Linked DNA regions of Homo sapiens: region 1 is linked to region 2. A link is an interaction called in ENCODE POLR2A ChIA-PET data of the cell type or tissue named here. Cell type or tissue: GM12878. All regions are shown on one strand. Links, peaks and the distances in the headings refer to the core of each region. The heading gives the core; the rest is flanking DNA.

Region 1 (6,350 bases), core at 1,351-6,350, 120 kb before region 2:
ATCTTAAGTTAATTCTTGACTTTAAATTTGTACAGTTAAACCAGCTTCCCTAAAAGTAATTCCTCTTTTTTGTTTACAGCTCTAAGCTGCTTTTGTGATGAGTATTGCCCATTGCACTTCAGCATAGCGGAACAGCAGTTAAAAGCCTAAATGTGGATTGCATATTGATAAATTATTACTCCTCAAAAGCACCTGATAATATAAGTGTCACTCTTGGTTACTTTATCATCCTTTTCTAGAGACAAAAACACAGAATGAGAGGGACATCCTGTAGCCATTTCTTTTTTTTTCTTTTTTTCTTTTTTTGAGACAGAGTTTCGCTCTCATTGCCCAGGCTGGAGTGCAATGGCTCACTGCAACCTCCGCCTCCCGGGTTCAAGCGATTCTCCTGCTTCAGCCTCCCGAGTAGCTGGGATTGCAGGCATGCACCACCACACCCGGCTAATTTTGTATTTTTAGTAGAGATGGGGTTTCTCCATGTTAGTCAGGCTGGTCTCGAACTCCTGACCTCAGGTAATCCGCCCGCCTCGGCCTCCCAAAGTGCTGGGATTACAGGCGTGAGCCACCGTGCCCGGCCAATGTGAGATGCCCCTCCCCTTGAACATGGGTGGGGTTTATGGACTTTCTTCCTTTTTTTTTTTTTCTTTTGAGATGGAACTTTGCTCTTGTTGCCCAGGCTGAAGTGCAACGGCGCCATCTCGGCCCACTGCAACCTCCGCCTCCCCGGTTCAAGCAATTCTCCTGCCTCAGCCTCCAGAGTAACTGGGATTAGAGGTGCCCGCCACCATGCCCGGCTAATTATTTTTGTATTTTTAGTAGAGACCCGGTTTCACCATGTTGATCAGGCTGGTCTAGAACTCCTGATCTCAGGTGATCCACCCGCCTCGGCCTCCCAAAGTGTTGGGATTATAGACGTGAGCCACCGCGCCAGGCCTGCTAATATCAGTGTCTAACGCTGTGCTGATAAGTGCTAAACAACAACCCAACATCCAGTTTATCTAGCACTTAACGTTACTAAGTTATTAAACCAAGCTTCAGTGGCCATTAGTAAGGCAAACCTGCTACCATTTTAGTGCAAGTCTGAATTTTTGTTTTTTGTTTTTCTGTTAGATAAAAATTCTGATCTTGGATTGGGTGCAGTGGCTCACGCCTCTAATCGCAGCACTTTGAGAGGATAAGGTGGGCAGATCACCTGAGGTCAGGAGTTCGAGACCAGCCTGGCCAACATGGCGAAACCCTGTCTCTACTAAAAATACAAAAATTAGCCGGGCATGGTGGCACACGCCTGTAATCCCAGCTACTCGGGAGGCTGAGGCAGGAGAATCTCTTGAACCCAGGATGTGGAGGTTGCAGTGCGCTGAGATCACGCCACTGCACTCCAGCCTGGGCGACAGAGCGAGGCTCCGTCTCAAAAAACAAATAATAAAATAAAATGAAAACTAAAAAATCCAATCTTGGAGCAATAGAAAAGGCTAACTACAACCTAAGAGCTTATTTAAAACCAACTTAGCCGGGCGCGGTGGCTCACGCCTGTAATCCCAGCACTTTGGGAGGCCGAGGTGGGCAGATCACAAGGTCGGGAGATCGAGACCATCCTGGCTAACACAGTGAAACCCCCCGTCTCTACTAAAAACACAAAAACATTAGCTGGGCACGTTGGCGGGTGCCCGTAGTCCCAGCTACTCGGGAGGCTGAGGCAGGAGAATGGCGTGACCCTGGGAGGTGGAGCTTGCACTGAGCCGAGATTGCGCCACTGCTGACAGAGCTAGACTTTGTCTCAAAAACAAAACAAAACAAAACAAAAACCCAACTTAATGGTACTAACTTACCAAATTTAAGCAGTCCCATCTAGGTTTCTGACTGATTTTAAACACAGCCTGAAAAAGTTGTTTCCTTAATCACCCAGCAGAAAACACTAGTTTACATCAAGAAATAAGGGCCACATCCTAAACATATAGACACCTGAGGAAAATGGATTCTGAAGGACTTTCCCTCAACATACCATGTGCCCTAAATGTTGACTCATTTCCTTGACATCCTGCAAATGCTTCCTCTTGTTAACAGCTATCGTGCAGGCAGTAGTTGGTGGGTCAGAAGGGAATGCAATTCTGAACCTCCATGAAGCATATCCTTTCTTCTCTCTGGTCCCAGCAGCATGGGAATTAAGACCCAGCCAAAATCATCCTTACTTCTGAACTCCAAAGGTGTACCAATGTTTTAATGGGTGGGGGAAGAATTAGATGAGAACATAAGATAATTAATGGCAAGTGATTTAAGAGACACAGCAGCAACACTGTTAAGAATACATTTCTATTCCTGATGCAACTGAATTGCTAAAAAGGACTCCATGGAAAAAAATGTTCCAATACCCAAAGTACCTATTTGGAATATTTTGTTTTTTAAACACATCTATAGGGTTGAATATAAATAGAAAATGAACACAATTCTTACTATCTTGCAAGGTGGCCCCCACTTGCTTACCTTTGAGGAGTTTGGCTAGTGCTGGGAAGGCTACAGAAGCCAGTTTCTTTTTTTTTTGAGAGTTTCACTCCGTCGCCCAGGCTACAGTGCAGTGGCCCCATCTCGGCTCACTGCAACCTCTGCCTCTGGTTCAAGTTACTCTCGTGCCTCAGCCTCCTGAGTAGCTGGGATTACAGGCGTGCGCCACCACACCCAGCTAATTTTTGTATTTTTAGTAGAGACAGGGTTTCACAATGTTGGCCAGGCTGGTCTCGAACTCCCGACCTCAGGTGATCCACCCGCTTCGGCCTTTCCAACTGGTGGGATTACAGGCGTGAGCCACCACGCCTGGCCTCTATACTCATTTTCTAACATAGGGAGTGCTTTGACAGGCAGAGACTAGTCCAGGGCAGCTGAACCATACTGGCAGAGCAAGAAAGTCCACTTGGTGTCTTAACTATAATGCATGTGAAAACCAGAAGCTACGACACAAAACTATCTCAAGAAGACCGCTTACACAGGGCACTTCATTAATAATTCGGTGACTCCTCAAAGGTTCAGTTCCATCAAGCCATTTCTTCATAAACTTGTAAATTGGCCAGCTTTGTTAGCAATTACACATAAAAATAGGGTTTCTAAGTTCCACTAATGGAAAAAAAAGCAATGTGAGAAAAGCCCACTACAAAAACCTATTTCCAGATGTGAAAAGACGTTTGTCATGACAAGGATTACTACCAGATGGGATACCCCACGTTTTAATATCCATGAAAGTCAGTGATTTTGCTTGCTGAGGCGCCTTGTAACCAATGGCATCTTGGATTTGTTGAAATGCAGTATATTGTCTAATGTTAATGGATCAGAATGAGACTTGTTTTCTCAGATGGCTAAAATGATTCCTATTTTACTCTTGAGTTTTGACCATTTAAATAGAATGACCTTAAAATAATCAACCTTTATTTAAATGGCTCTGAAACGTGTTCTATTTAGGAAAGTTTTTTGGTGTAATTTAAGAAATTTCTCTTGAGATTTTACCTCCCTAAAGTTACTGAAACGTTTTATGTAACCCCAACTTTAGTAAGAGTATCTAAACTTTCAGGTACAGATAAAAATAAAGATGTCAACTTTTTGCCTATCTCTAAGTTACCAGATTACAAGAAACAATTCAAAATATTGGTGGTGATGTAGATTTTCAGTTAGATGTACTCATGTAGCTAAAAATACTTAAAATACAGTCTAATCCAACTGGAGGGAGTTTTCCAAATTGCAGAAAAGTTAAATATTAGTTTTCTATTTAAAAAAATCAGTGAAATTAAATCCAGTGAAAATCTGAGATTTGTCTTTTAGCAGTTCTTGAAGTAACCCAACTTTAGGAAAGCACCTCCAGGTTTCTGAGGAAATCTTAATTTCCCTGGGACATGACAACAAAGAGCTATTTCTAGACACTAAAAAACAGCAGATGGAACTTGCTAGAGAGTTAACTTTCACTTCTGTGGCTCCCCTCAAAACATGTGGTCTGCTTTATTTCCAGTTTAAGAGAACTGAAACACCACAGTTTGCTGAATCTTAGTTTTAACTCTAAAGTCTGCAATTAGATCACAACTCATTTCTTTGAGGTCCTTAGGTGTGAATCCACTTTGGATATACACAATGATGGCTGAATTCCTCATAAACATTTCCCTTTAAAAAATTCCCTTCAGCTCTATTACACATCTACCTTGTTTAGAAATCTTGTATTAATAAATAAAGGGAAAACCGAAATTGAATTTATAAAGTTTTATTTTTGTATATGTGCTAAATCTTAGGAACTGTGAACAATCTTCATGTCAGTCTGTTGGCTTGTAAAAGGCTAAGAAGTGCATGACTTGGGTGGTGAAATTTCCTTTTAGGAATCTGAATCTCTAAATAAATTTTCACACATTTGCAGTTTTAAAATGTGGTGCACCTTGCCCCCGCTTCTCTTACACCTATAAATTTGGAGGGAAAGTGCTAAATTTCTGCAAACGTCAAGTAATTGTTATAAATACAATCAGCAGCAAATTCTCAATACACTTAGCACTTCTGTAGTGTTTTATCACACTCAAAAACCTTATTTGCAAAAACTGAACACTCACATATATGTAGGACCAATTCTGGTTGAGTCCTACTATGAAACCAATACTGTTTTTTTTTTCTTGGTAACACAAAAACTGGGGTGTAGGGGAGTGTTTTCCTTTATCGGCAGTATGTAGTACCTTCAAACTAGAGACCAAAACTGGGCACTTACAATGAAAAGGCAATTTTCTTATCCAGCTATAATCCTAAATAAGGCAGGATATATCCACCAAATTACCCACAAAATTCAGCAAAGTAAAATAGCTCATGGGAAAACATAAGCTGGAAAAATACTAATAAAAAAACTGAATTACTTCGAAGTAGTCATCTGAATATTCACAGACTTGTTTTCATTTACAAATGTAAGTCAAAAAAGTCTCCTCATCTTTCTAACCACTACGAGGATTAAGGATTTAAGTTATTCACTAAGTTAATCATGAAAAAAATAGAAAACATTTTAATTCTAAATTTGTATACACAACAGCTAAAAGACACAAGGCTGGGAAATTATCACCAGGAGAAAAATCAATGAAAGAAAAAAAAAACCTAGTATGTTATTTCTGCCTCTACAATGCTAAACATGAAAGTTCAGTTGGTGGAGGGCTTAGAAACAGCAGCAACATGGTTTAACAAGTTGTGCACTGAAATACTTAGATACAATAGGGCAAAAGCCCTTGTTCACATGGTTTTACAACTAAAATATCTTCAGTCTTTATGGTAACACATTCTACTGTCTTCTATAATCGTGTCATTTAGAATTCTGGGGGCTGTTTCTTTCAAAGGAAGACTGGCGATTCCGCAAACATTTAAAATAGGAAATATATGGCTCAAAAAATCAGTTGAGGGAGAACTAAATAATCCTTAGGCACTTTGAAGACTTGAAATTTAAAATGTGCCACTTGTGTTCAGAAAAAGACCTCAAAATCACCATTATGTTGCTCTTGCAACAACATGCATCTTTAAATTTCTGGTTATACATTAATGCTTGAGTTAAATATAGAAAATAATTTGCACAAACAAAAATAACTCCACTTTCCCTTGCTCCTAGTCACAACGAATACCACTCTTCCTCAAATGGAGACAAAAATGACTCACAAGCCCCTCACCTGGCACAAGGGGGCTTGTAACTTCAAAGCAACCAAGGTTGGGCTCTTCCTCCAAGCAGAAAAATTCACAGCCTTTTATATGTCAAGTTTTCTCTCAACTAGGAAGTCGTTAAAGTTTTTAAGTACATTACATATTTTGTTAAGGAGCAGCAGGAAATATATAAATCTCCTCTCAGATGGTGAGATGGTACACCTAACTCATCCAAATAAAGTTAACCTATTTCACTCGTTTAAAGAGCTTGGAATTGAGGAACTTTTAAATTAAAAAAACTATCAACTGGGGCCAGGCGCGGTGGCTCACACCTGCAATCCCAGCACTTTGGGAGGCCGAGGCGGCCAGATCACCTGAGGTCAGGAGTTCAAGACCAGCCTGGCCAACGTGGTGAAACCCTGTCTCTACAAAAATACAAAAATTAGCTGGGCGTGGTGGTGGGCACCTCTAATCCCAGCTACTCGGGAGGCTGAGGCGGAAGAATCGCTTGAACCCAGGAGGCGACGTTGCAGTGAGCCAAGATTGTGCCACTGCACTCCAGCCTGGGTGACAGAGCAAGACTCCATCTCAAAGAAGAAAACAACAAAAAAATAAAAACAAAACAAAAATCAGTTGGAATTGCAAACACCGTGTGTGACTTTCACTCAAAGTATCGGTGTCAAAATGTCCTACAGGAACACCTAGAAGCACAGGTTGACTAT
Region 2 (6,680 bases), core at 1,132-6,131:
CTTGACCTCAAGTGATCTGCCTGCCTCAACCTCCCAAAGTGCTGCGATTACAGATGTGAACCACTGAGTCCAGCCCCACTGTAGCTTTAACTAGTATCTTCAACATCCTACCTGATTCTGTTGGAGGGGGGGCTGAGACTGTCCATCAGGAGCCTGGCCCTGGTTGTCATTCCCTCCGACCGGAGAGCCACGAGTCGTGGCTGTCATACTCGACACAGGGCAGATCTTTGCAATTTTGTCTGCTTATGTAGTTGTCTTGAGAAAAGAAATTATAGTCCACTTATAGAAGATGAAGTACCAGCATTTGTCAGTCTTAAAAAGGTCCAATTCAAGAATAAACCATCTTGCAGAGACCATTGCATAACCTACAAATAGAAAGGGGAAAAAGTAATTGGTTTTAGATATAAAAAACATGAATTATGGAACTGTTCGAATTTAGTATCACCAGTGAATCTAATCAGGAAAAAGGGGCTATACAAACAAGAAGAGAAAGTAAAAAGCTGAAGTTTCATTAATACTACATTTAACTTAAAACTGATCATTGGTACACTGGCCATTATACCAAGAAAACAAACAAATATAGCCTCCTGGAAATGACTCCAAAGGCAATATATCAAAGTACTTAACTGTCATTTTAATTAAATTAAGAAACGGCAAAAACTATCTGTTTTCAATTTGCTGATGCATTCATTACACTGTAAGAATAAGGACAAGAGGTATGAGGGTGGGGTCCCTGGTGAGGGCTCAAGCCTGGACCTGCAGCCCTAAATGAGAACAGGCATTCCTGTTTTCACGCCCAAGTGTTCCCTTTTGGCCTGCCACGCACCCCTATCCCGTGCCCATATAAACCCCAAGCCCCAGGCTCCAAAAGCAGAAGAGTGGCAGAGAAGCACAGCAGAGAAGGAGAGAAGAGAGGAAGTGTCTAAAGGTGGAGAGGAGGTTCAAGCTGGGGGCCGTTGGAGATTGGCTGTGAGATAGCCGAACTCCAGGAGAAGATCATCTTCCCACTCCATCCCCTCTCCAGCTCCCCATCCCACTGACAGCCACCTCCACCACTCAATAACATCCCCACATTCACCATCCTTCAAGTCCCTGTGACCTGATTCTTCCCAGACACAGGAAAAGAACTCGGGATGCCCTAAATGCAGAAACCCAAAAAGGCTGTCACACTGACTCTTCTCTGAGCTGTTTAACACTTATGCTGGGACAGCAGGGCTAAAGGAGCATTGTAACACTCCTAGACACTGCTGTGGGGCCGGAGCCCAAAAGCGCTCACCCTGGCTCCTGTACCTGCTCACCTGTGTGCTCCCCTTCCCATAAGAGGAATAAATGAGCCACACCCCTGTCACACATCCTGTGAGGGCGTCAGGGAACTCTCCTGTTTCAGTAACATGTGTACTTAGACAAAGTACAAAGTGATTTTTTAAAACATTTCAAGGCAGGCCGCACAACTAACGTTTATCACTGATACTAGGGCATTATAAATGGTTTTTTAAACTAGCTTCTAAGTACTTTTAACATAAACTTTGACGCTTTGGAGAGAAACATCAGGGGTGCACGCATACAGAGTAAAGACCACGTAAAGATGCAGCAAAAAGGTGGCCACCTGCAAGCCAGAGAAGAAACCAAACCTACCAACACATTGATATTGGACTTCTGGCCTTCAGAATTGTGAGAGAACAAATTTCTGTTAAGATCCCCGCTCTCTCCACCCCCTACAAACAAAAAACCCTGAAAACCCCCCAAAAACCTCTGGTAAAATTTTAAGAGGGTTCAAACTACATAATACTCCAATACAACTGAATTTGTCAGATGATCTCAGCTCTCTACTTTGGCAAGGTTTTGGCTCCAGCCACTCCTAGAGCCATAACAGGGTTACAAGGCCACAACTGTTTAAGAACAGGGAACTCTTCTTTACAAACTGACCAGCAAACAAGTACAGGAGAATGCTACCAAATCCTCAATTCTATATTCATTAGATCAGTAGCCCTCTTCAGCTACACAATAAAATCACCTGAAGTGATTTTGTTTAAAACACTGATGCCCAGGTTCCTCTCCAGATGAAATAAATTACAGTATCTGGGAGTAAGGCCTAGGCATCAGAACTTTGCAAAAAATCTCCCCCAGTGAATGACTCTAAGGTGCCACCAGATAGAGAAACTTAACTGATTGGTTCTAACTCACTGGCTCTCAAGAGATTGAGAGAGACTTCCCACAAGCATTGCAAAGTTTCATTTCTAAGTTTTCTAATTATGACCTGGCTTAAGACATTCAAAACCAAATGTATACCATGGTATATAAAACTTACCTGGGGGCTTGCTTCTGTAATATTAATACCCAAGTATTTTTCACCACTTAGGTTACCAAGCCACTGCAGGAAGTTTCGAAGTGCTCTGCCACAACTCACTTGATTCTCATACCCAGTCTATGCAGCACAGAAATTGAGTATTATCTCCATTTTACAGAGTCAAAAATAAGAGACAGCAGGGGCTTGCCTAAGTTATGCAGAGCGGACTCTAATTCACATCTGACTCTAAGACTTCTTCCTCTTCAAGTTCTCTATCATTGTCAAAAAAAAGTTGACGTACATTTTAACCCCTGCCACCACCTGACATACACACAAATTACAGGCAGATTAATGAGGAAAATGTAAACAACTATAGAAAGTGCTAGAGGAATATGTTTAAAATCAGGCGCAGTGGCTCACGCCTGTAATTCTAGCACTTTGGGAGGCCAAAGGCAAGCGAATCACTTGAGGTCAGGAGTTCAAAACCAGCCTGGCCAACGTGGTGACACCCCATCTCTACTAAAAATACAAAAAAAAAAAAAATTAGCCAGGCATGGTGGCTCACCCCTGTAGTCCCAGCTACTGAGGAGGCTGAGTCAGGAGAATCACTTGAACCCAGGAAGCGGAGGTAGCAGTGAGATGAAATGGGGCCACTGCACTCCAGCCTGGGCAACACAGCGAGACCCTGTCTCAAAAAAAAAAAAAAAACTTGACTAAAGCACACACAAAAACTGATTTGTTAAGATATGTTGGCTGGGCGCGGTAGCTCACGCTTGTAATCCCAGCACTTTGGGAGGCTGAGGCGGGCGGATCATGAGGTCAGGAGATCAAGACCATCCTGGCTAACATGGCGAAACCCCGTCTCTACTAAAAATACAAAAAATTAGCCGGGCGTGGTGGCGGGCACCTGTAGTCCCAGCTACCTGGAGAGGCTGAGGCAGGAGAATGGCGTGAACCTGGGAGGCAGAGCTTGCAGTGAGCCGAGATGGCACCACTGTACTGCAGCCTGGGCAACAGAGCGAGACTCTGTCACACACACAAAAAAGATATGTCCTCCTCTAGGCAAAATTCAGAAGCTTCAGGGAGAAGTAGAAAAACAGATATGAAGATAGACTTCTCAAAAAGAAATAGAAGTGACTAATAAATACATGAAATAAGACATAATTTTAAAATAGAGCTTTTCGCATGTTAGGCACTGTTTGTAGCACCGTAATCCTTACAAATGTATACAGTAGGAACTAGTATCATCCCTCTTTACAGGTAAGGAAAGGGAGGCACAGAGAGCAAAAGTAAATTACCGTATCAGTAAGTACTAAGTGGCAAAATGGGATTCCAACCCAGGGAGTCCATAGCTCTTAAATGCTACACTAGCCTGCCTCTCAACCTCATTAGTAATTGCGAAAATGCAAATTACAAAACCAAAATTTGTTCCACTGATCAAACTGGCGAAGCAAAACAAAGTTTTAAGACTGATACTATCAAGTACTGGTGAGTCTAAAGACATAGAAGCTCTTTAAATACATAAAGTGGAAAAAAAAAATGAAAAAGTCTGATTTAAGCAGTCCCTCTTTCGCTTTTGTTATCCATTTTATACACCCTAAATTACAAAGAGTGTTACGTGAAGCAGACAATTTTCAAAACCTTGAGAAACTTGCATATCATTTTCCTTAGCCACTTTGGGTCTGCTGACAAATTATGTGAATGATTATTTTCTTTTTTGAGACGGAGTCTCGCTCTGTCACCCAGGCTGGAGTGCAGTGGCGCAATCTTGGCTCACCGCAACCTCCGCCTCCCGGGTTCAAGCAATTCTCCTGCCTCAGCCTCCCGAGTAGCTGGGACTACAGGCTCGTGCTGCCACACCTGGCTAATATGTGAATAATTATTTTCTTGGCACTCAAAATATTAGCTAACCAATTCAACTTTATTCTTGTCTACTTCAAATCTGCTCCAGTTTCTTCTTTTTCTTGTCCCTCAGCTTGGGGTCATGATCCCATTGTATACCCTCTCCAAGGGATGATGCTCCAATCATCATCATCCCCAATCAATCTTTTCCCAGCCTGTGCTTGAATCTTCCCTACTGAAAATCACCAGTGTCTGCCCTTCCCTTTTCCCACAAGTCGTAAGACTGTCTCCATTTCCCCCTTCTCTTTCTTTTTAAATAAATGTGATGAAGACAAAGTAGGTAAGTTGTAAATTTTGGGTTTTTTGTTGTTGTTGTTTTGAGACCCAGGCTGGTCACGAGATCCTGGGCTCAAGCAATTCTCCTCCCTGGCCTCCCAAAGTGCTAGGATTACAGATGTGAGCCACCATGCCCCGCCCATCTCACCTTCCACTTTGTCCATTCTCTCTCATCACCTGGCTCCATCCAAAGCTACTAAAACTAAAACTGCTTTAAGCCAGAAGGTCTTAATCGAGACGTAGGGATGGGCTTCAAGATTAATTCCCCTAAAAATTACATACAAAGCTTTTGAGTATGTGCATTAGGGGACGCATGAGAAGAAGGTCCACAGATCAATGTTCTACTTACTGACAAATCAAATAACTGCTTCTCAATATTCATCCTGTTTGCCCTCTTCTCATCATTAGACACTGACCACCTCTCCCTTCTTGAAACTCTGAGCTTCCTTGGCTTATATAATCCTGGACTCCAGGTTTCCCGTCCACTTCTCTTCCAAGGAAAGGGGTAGAGTGGCAGTTCGTACAGTTCTTAACATTGAAACTGAGGTGAAAACCACTAGAGAGTTGGCTCTACACGTCTAGAATTCAGGCAAAACTTGGGAATCTTGAACACAGATTCAACTATTCACAAAAGGGTAGGAAGAGATGGATTCATCAGCACCACCTGGGAGTCTGTTTTTTTTCCCGAAAATAAATACAACCTCCACTCCCTACCATCTCCTCCTGAGAGTGATGAGGTTAGCGACTATATATTCCCAAGTGTGGGGCAAGTAGGGGGCCAGGGAGATCACCTTGTCTACTAAGCCAATACTGTGTCTCTTTTAAAAGTCTTTCCAGGAAGCAATACAAGGACGAACAAAATGTGGTACCTATGTTCAGTGGATTATTTAGTATTTTTTAAAAAGAAAGGAAATTCTGACAGGTGCTACGATATGGGTGAACCTTGAGGACATCATGCTAAGTGAAATAAGTCATTCACAAAAGAACAATACTGCATAATTCCAAGTACACGGGTACCCAGATTAGTCACGCTTGCAGAAACAGAAAGTAGAATGATGGTTGCCAGGGGCTGGGGGGATGGGGAGTTATTGCTTAAGGGGTACAGCGCTTCAGTTTGGAAAGAAGAGAAGTTCTGGAAATGGATGATGGTAAGCATCCCACAATGTGAATGTACTTAATGCCACTGAACTGCAAACTTAAAAATGGTTAAAATCAGCCGAGCACGGTGTTTCACGCCTGTAATCCCAGCACTTTGGGAGGCTGAGGCAGGTGGATCACCTGAAATCAGGAGTTCAAGACCAGCCTGACCAACATGGTGAAACTTGTCTCTGCTAAAAATACAAAAATTAGCTGGGCGTGGTGGCGCACACCTGTAATCCCAGCTACTCGGAAGGCTGTGGCAGGAGAATCGCTTGAATCCGGAAGGCAGAGGTTGCAGTGAGCCGAGGTGGTGCCACTGAACTCCAGCCTGGATGACAGAGTGAGACTCCGTCTCAAAAAAGAAGAAAAAAGGGCCGGGCGTGGTGGCTCATGCCTGTAATCTCAGCACTTCTGGAGGCCAAGGTGTGCGGATCACGAGGTCAGGAGATTGAGACCATCCTGGCTAACACGGTGAAACCCCACCTCTAATAAACATACAATAGCGGGCGCCTGTAGTCCCAGCTACTCGGGAGGCTGAGGCAGGAGAATGGCGTGAACCCAGGAGGCAGAGCTTGCAGTGAGCCGAGGTCGCACCACTGCACTCCAGCCTGGGCAACAGAGCAAAACTCCGTCTCAAAAAAAAAAAAAAAAGAAGAAGAAAAAAAAAAGGTTAGAATGGTAAATTTTATGTATATTTTCCCACAGTAAAATTGTATATATAGAGTACTCACTGTTCCCTTACCTTGCAGTTCTTTTAGCATTTGGAGATCATTTGAGCTAAAATACCTCAAAATTATATTCTCATATTTTTATGCACAATATCCTTCCATCTATATGAATTCAGTAACCATCTATACACAAATCAGAAATATCTGGCAAAAGTCATGGTATAAATTATTCTAGACAAAAGTATCATGTGGATAACTAAGGGACTATCCCTTTAAACAAAATAACTAAGATAAATGGGAAAAGCGGCAGTGTGAAACTCCTCTCTCAAAACACCTTTCTCTAAGACCACAGAACTAAATCATCTTCTGCTTATGACAGGACACTCAATCAGCAAAAGCCTCAAGCT

The links. ChIA-PET counts read pairs that join two places held together with the same protein. Peaks named below come from ENCODE experiments on the same cell type or tissue, not always from the same donor. Only the 100,000 strongest peaks of a DNase experiment are listed, where the experiment ranks them.
Region 1: POLR2A ChIA-PET joins it to region 2 with 5 read pairs; 3 of 35 experiments call an interaction of 5 or more read pairs at or near these places.

Annotation. Positions count from the first base shown.
Region 1 is chrX:41,234,448-41,240,797 of GRCh38, reverse strand. USP9X (ubiquitin specific peptidase 9 X-linked) reads right to left here. Exons shown (of 45, transcript NM_001039591.3): 45 at 4,219-6,350. Among named protein-coding and RNA genes, the nearest start is that of LINC02601, 38 kb to the left of the region's middle. In GM12878, for the core only: no CTCF peak of the experiment used is centred there; DNase peaks (open chromatin) are centred at 3,977 and 5,695; H3K27ac peaks cover 2,714 bases.
Region 2 is chrX:41,117,156-41,123,835 of GRCh38, reverse strand. It overlaps USP9X (ubiquitin specific peptidase 9 X-linked), which reads right to left. Exons shown (of 45, transcript NM_001039591.3): 2 at 112-365. The coding sequence starts at 207. Among named protein-coding and RNA genes, the nearest start is that of USP9X, 35 kb to the right of the region's middle. In GM12878, for the core only: no CTCF peak of the experiment used is centred there; DNase peaks (open chromatin) are centred at 3,688 and 3,847; H3K4me3 peaks cover 3,228 bases; H3K27ac peaks cover 4,432 bases.